Regions from separate parts of the Homo sapiens genome. Here region 1 is linked to region 2. The links are chromatin loops, found by intact Hi-C in ENCODE. Cell type or tissue: HCT116. All regions are shown on one strand. Links, peaks and the distances in the headings refer to the core of each region. The heading gives the core; the rest is flanking DNA.

Region 1 (2,905 bases), core at 306-2,805, 550 kb after region 2:
ATCACAGCTCACTGCAGCCTCAACCTCCTGGGCTCAAGGGATCCTCCTGCTTCAACCCCCTGAGTAGCTGGGACTGTAGGTGCACACCACAATGCCTGGCTAATTTTTGTATTTTTTGTAAAGACAGGGTCTCGCCATGTTGCCTGGGCTGGTCTTGAACTCCTGGGCTGAAGCAATCTACCTGCCTTGGCCTCGCAAAATGTTGGGATTACAGGCGTGAGCCACAATGCCCAGCAGGCCATGGGGTCTTAATTCATCTCGTGCCATCGATCCTCCTGCAGTCAGGAGGAAGCCTGTGGACCTTCCCCAGAAGGGCAGTTTCACATGCATCAAGTAAAAATGCATGGAATTAGAGAGGAAACCAGATATATGGAAATGTAGTCACCAACGTAGCAATATATGTTTCTTTAGGCACTGGATAACAAGATCTAGTGATGGGTTTAATGATTATCATAATTTTGAATTTATGATGAACTGAGAAGTTATTTTGAATTATCTGCAGCAACTGTAGTGGGATATGAGAGTATCTGTGATGTCTATTGGTGACAAGTCCCAGGAACCACACCATCTATCGTACTGTGGTGTGATGTCTACGTGCGTAATGGAAGGAAATGCTACCTTCAGTTAGTGATTAGTGAAAATAGCATGTAATGTTTTCCCTCAGCAAGTTCATGACACCCGTGAATTCTACTCCTGATCCCCAGGTTGAGAACTTTTGGGTTAGGCAGAGACATAAGGAACCTGGGCACAGGTGTTCTTCCTCTGGTGAAGGATCATTTGTGTGCCCGCTTTGTTATGCAAATGTGAGCCCCCAGGGTCCCATCCTCTTCCTCTTGGGGTTTGGGCTGACCCAGGACCTTTGTTTGTGGGGCTTAGAGAAGCTGGCCGGCCCTCTTTGTATGCCGCACTATAGGAAGCAGAGTCCCAGGGCCCTCTGAAAGCAAAGACACCCATATCCCAGTCCCCAATCTCAGAGATGCAAAGTCAGGGATACCTGTCTAGGAGTTGTAGGGCAATCCAAGAATCAGTGGCAGGGGCAAGCAATGAGGCCCCCAAAATAAATCACCTTGTGTTAAGGGGGATCTCAACTGATAACACTGTTCTGGCCAGCATGGAACGTGGCTGATACTGGACACCCCTTCAAACCCAGCCGCCCTGCCCCAGGAGCTATGCTTTGGGAAGGGATGGCCGAGTGTGAAATGATAACTAAGAAGAGTCTTAAGCCTGAACCTCAACCACCAAGGGCATCCCAGCGTCTGGGGCAGCAGCGTCCCTCCTTGAGACACCAAGCTGCAACAGTGTCACCTTGTGACAGCTTGGAGAAACAGCAGCAGGGGCTGATGGAACCCTGGCTCTCCTCCCTCAGGTGTGGAAGCAAAGGAGGTCCCTGGGGTCTTTGAGTAATTTGGGGGCAAGTCTTCTGCCTAAAAGACCCATAGGGAAAAATAAATTAAGCAATAAAAGAAATTTGACCATTTTGTAATCTAAGTTGGTGAAGTAGGTCATACCAGTTTCACCATCATCATCGTCTTATATGATATTTTATTACTATTACTGCCTCCTGGCATGTATCTATGTAGTAAGTTCCACTATCAGAGGATGACCTTACCTACCTTTATGGTTTTGTTTTTGTTTTTGTTTTGTTTTTGAGACAGAGTCTTGCTCTGTTGCCCAGGTTGGAGAGCAGTGGTGCTATCTCAGCTCATGGCAACCTCCGCCTCTCGGGTTCAAGTGATTCTCCTGCCTCAGCCTCCCGAGTAGCTGGGACTACAGGCACCTGCCACCATGCCTGACTAATATTTTGTATTTTTAGTAGAGATGGAGTTTCACCCTGTTGGCCAGGCTGGGCTCAAACTCCTGGGCTCGAGTGATCCTCCCGCCTCAGCCTCCCAAAATGCTGGGACTACGGGTGTGAACCACTGCATCCGGCTCCCTAACCTTATGTTATAAAAGTTCTCATGAAAGTACTTGGGGTCACCTAATTGTCACCCCATCAAGCATCTCCAAGGCCCAACCACTCCCAGCAGATTCTGCCTTTGACACGATTGTGAGTCCTTTTCCCAATTCCTAATCCCCTCCTGTGGTATCCCCTGTCCCCACCACTGCAAACTACCACCCTTCTTCCAGCTTGCAGCCATCTCTCTCCTCCTGCTCTTCATCACCTGCTCTTAGGGGTCAGTTGCCTCTGGTATAACTTCTTGGCCAGGGTTGTTCCTCCAAGGACTATATACATTGAAACTGGGAGCAAAGCTGTAGTTCAAACCAAGAGAGAAACGCTTTTATAAATACTGTATCTCCAGTGACTCTGAAATTGCGGCAAACAGGCTGCACAGGTGGGGTCCAGCACCGACTTCCCAAGGCTGCACTGCATCTGAAACCAACCAAACCAGGTGAGGGGGTGGCATAAGGGAAGGAGCACTCCCTTGGCAGGATGGGGCTGGGGGGTGTTTCTGGTTGCTGTGCATTACCATCCATCTCCGTCACCCCTGGCCTTCAGGGAAGTCTCCCACCAGTTCTCCCTGGAGTCAGCTGTCCTTTATTGGAGAAAGAAAGGGGGAATGTGCTCCCTGTGGGCTCAGATACACGTGGAGGACAGTTCCTGTAGGACTCAGGGCTCAGAGGAGAATTTGGCAGTTTCTACGACTATGATGGGAGATGCTAGGGTTCCCACTGAATGTGGGATAAAATCACAAGCCCTTCTGCTTGGAGATTTAAAAAGGGGGGGTGACCCCATAAAGCTGGAGGAGTTGGGGCTAGAAACAGGTCTGTAACAAGACCTTGGCTTGAAGGGAACTATTGTGCAGACGTGGAAGCTGAGGCCCATGGGGGCATGAGCAGCACCAGCTCTCTGATGCCCTTGTAAGTGATTTTTGCATGGCACCCCATGCTAACACCCACTCTGGGT
Region 2 (2,905 bases), core at 171-2,670:
CCTATGAGGCAAGCCTAAGGACAAAAAGGAAGGCCTTGCAGCCTGTATTCTGGATAAGGAATTAAAAGCTCAGTTAATTGAAGCCCATCAGGCGTGTTGTGGATTAGGTCTGTTAGCTCTTAAATTGCAGCAAAACACATAGTATGAACATAAGTATGAATTTATCTCCAGTGGCTTTCAAGAAAGATCCCGTGAGGCCGGGCACCGTGGGTCATACCTGTAATCCCAACACCTTGGGAAGCCTGGGTGTGGAGATGGCTTGAGACCAGCCTAGACAACAGTGAGACTCCCATCTCTACAAGAAAAATTAGGTGGCCGTGATGGCATAAGCCTGCAGTTCTCAGGAAGCTGAGGTGGGAGGATTGCTTGAGCCCGACACTGCACTCCAGCCTGGGTGACAAACAGCTTGAAAAACCTTGTGACTTGGTGTCTAGGTCTTCTGGAATCTATGAAATGATGCCTCCAGGGCTCTCCTCGGTTCCCTGCAGCCTTCATCCAGGTGAGAATGTGCTGCAGCTGGTTTCTTTGGGAGGCCTGTGGGTTAAAGTAAGCGATAGTCTATATGCCGTGTGGCCATCTACGAATAAGGGCTGGGATTGCTGGTGGCTCTGGTGCAGCACAGTCACTGCTTTTTCCATACTTGGAGAGCCTATGGGAGTGCGATTTTGATAGGGCTTGAATTGCAGGAAGAGCCCATGGCTCCCAAGGTGGGGCTTGCATTTCTATCAAGTAGCTGTTAATAATGGGGCAGTTGCTGGGCAACTGTGTGCTCAGCAGCTGGGCTTTTCCCTCAGCCCCTCTACTAACCTGCTGTGAGGCAAGACAAGGGCAGGACACTAACGTTCCTGTCTCCTGATTCTTTTTCTTTACCATTCCTTAAGAGAAGGAAAGCAGAGACGGTCCAGTCCTGTGATTTCTCAGTGCTTGTTCTAATCATATGTGCTGATTTCCTGTTGAATGAAGATGAAGGCCGGGTGCGGTGGCTCAGGCCTGTAAGCCCAGCACTTTGGGAGGCCAAGGTGGGTGGATCACCTGAGGTTTGGAGTTTGAGACCAGCCTGGCCAACATGGTGAAACCCCATCTCTACTAAAAATACAAAAATTAGCTGGGCATGGTAAGTGGGCGCCTGTAATCCCAGCTACTTGAGAGGCTGAGGCAGGAGAATTGCTTGAACCCAGGAGGCAGAGGCTGCAGTGAGCCGAGATCGCGCCATCGCACTCCAGCCTGGGCGACAACACTGTCTCAAAAAAAAAAAAAAAAAAAAAGATGTAAGGTGGGTTACCCTGCAGGGCCAGAAAGAGACATTGAGGCTTGCGATTAGGGACTGAAGTCAAATTCCCAGTCTTCCCTAGTACCTGTCTCTAGTTTCTGATTTGGAGGTGTTTGGAGCCATTTTAGAAAAGTGATAGTTTTCTTCTGCAAATGGTTGTCGCCACATTTGTCATGTTTCCAGCAGGTGGCAGCATAAGTCCACAAGGATGTGGAAACCTCTGCCGGAGGGAGGCCTGGTGATGAGCTGATGGCAGGCCTTCTAACTCCAAACTCAGCCTCAGATTCCAGACCAGTGGATAGGCCCAGGGAGTCTCCCACCTTGAGTGATGCTGCACAACCCCTGCAAAAGGGGTTTCCAATTGGATCCTACAGCTAAGATTATTTGGAAGCATGTCCTGTGCCCTTTCTCTGAGAGTTACCCCGTTATCTTTGTGTGTCTCACTGTCTCTCATCAGGCTTAAAAAAAATACCAAAGCTTTTCTCACCCCAAAAGACTGTCTCCTGACCTGCCACCTCACACAGTTGTCTCTTCCCTTCATTGCCAAACTTTCAGGATGAGCATACTCTAGCCTTCTCGAAGTGTGGCTTCTGTCCCCCTTCCCCCAGGTGCCAAAGCCAGGAGTCAGCCTTCCCTAGGTTCACCTACTTCCCTGCAGCATCTAACAGACTATCCCTCCTTCCTGCCGAAACTACTCCTCCACCGCTAAGAATTTAGGCAGTAGGGCCAGGCATGGTGGCTCACGCCTGTAATCCCAGCACTTTGGGAGGCCAAGGTGGGTGGATGACCTGAAGTCAGGAGTTCGAGACCAGCCTGACCAACATGGCAAAACCCTGTCTCTACTAAAAATACAAAAATTAGCCAGGTGTGGTGGCAGGCGCCAATAATCTCAGCTACTCCAGAGGCTGAGGCATGAGAATCACTTGAACCTAGGAGGTTGAAGTAAGCCGAGATTGTGCCACTGCACTCCAGCCTGGGCAACAGAGCAAGACTCTGTCTCAAAAAAAAAAAAAAAAAAAAGGGGGCCGGGTGCAGTGGCTCACGCCTGTAATCCCAGCACTTTGGGAGTCCGAGGCGGGCGAATCACGAGGTCAGGAGATGGAGACCATCCTGGCTAACACGGTGAAACCCCATCTCTACTAAAAATACAAAAAATTAGCTGGGCGTGGTGGCGGGCGCCTGTAGTCCCAGCTGCTTGGGAGGCTAAGGCAGGAGAATGGCGTGAACCCAGGAGGCGGAGCTTGCAGTGAGCTGAGATCGCGCCACTGCACTCTAGCCTGGGAGGCAGACAGAGCGAGACTCTATTTCAAAAAAAAAAAAAAAAAAAAAAAAAGGGAATTTAGGCAGTGACCTAGCACTGTGGGAGGCTGAGGTGGGAAGACAGCATGAGCTCAGGAGTTAGAGACCAGTCTGAGCAACATAGCCGGACACGTGTCTCTACCAAAAAAAAAAAAAGAAAAAAAGAACTTAGACACACTAAGGGTTGAAGTGGAGAGGAAGGAAAAGAACAAATCCTCAAGGATTGCAGCCATTTAAAAGCCCAGTTCCATCCAATTCATAGATGGGAACAAATGGCTGTCCCCACTGATCAGGTCACCAACCCAGTAATGGGGGGAGTAAGAGGCCAGGAGGGTT

What was found. Peaks named below come from ENCODE experiments on the same cell type or tissue, not always from the same donor. Only the 100,000 strongest peaks of a DNase experiment are listed, where the experiment ranks them.
Region 1: it touches region 2 in a loop (9-fold over the local background); 2 of 110 quality-filtered maps call a loop at or near these places.

Annotation. Positions count from the first base shown.
Region 1 is chr2:230,900,725-230,903,629 of GRCh38, reverse strand. All of the region lies in intron 3 of GCSIR (GPR55 cis regulatory suppressor of immune response RNA), which reads right to left. Among named protein-coding and RNA genes, the nearest start is that of GCSIR, 16 kb to the right of the region's middle. RefSeq lists silencers at 1,093-1,152, 1,223-1,302. In HCT116, for the core only: a CTCF peak has its summit at 1,310; a DNase peak (open chromatin) is centred at 1,289; H3K27me3 peaks cover 1,233 bases.
Region 2 is chr2:231,450,713-231,453,617 of GRCh38, reverse strand. It overlaps NCL (nucleolin), which reads left to right. Exons shown (of 14, transcript NM_005381.3): 14 at 1-87. Among named protein-coding and RNA genes, the nearest start is that of SNORA75, 3.8 kb to the left of the region's middle. RefSeq lists enhancers at 687-916, 1,326-1,620. In HCT116, for the core only: a CTCF peak has its summit at 1,455 (motif pointing right); a DNase peak (open chromatin) is centred at 1,437; H3K27ac peaks cover 847 bases.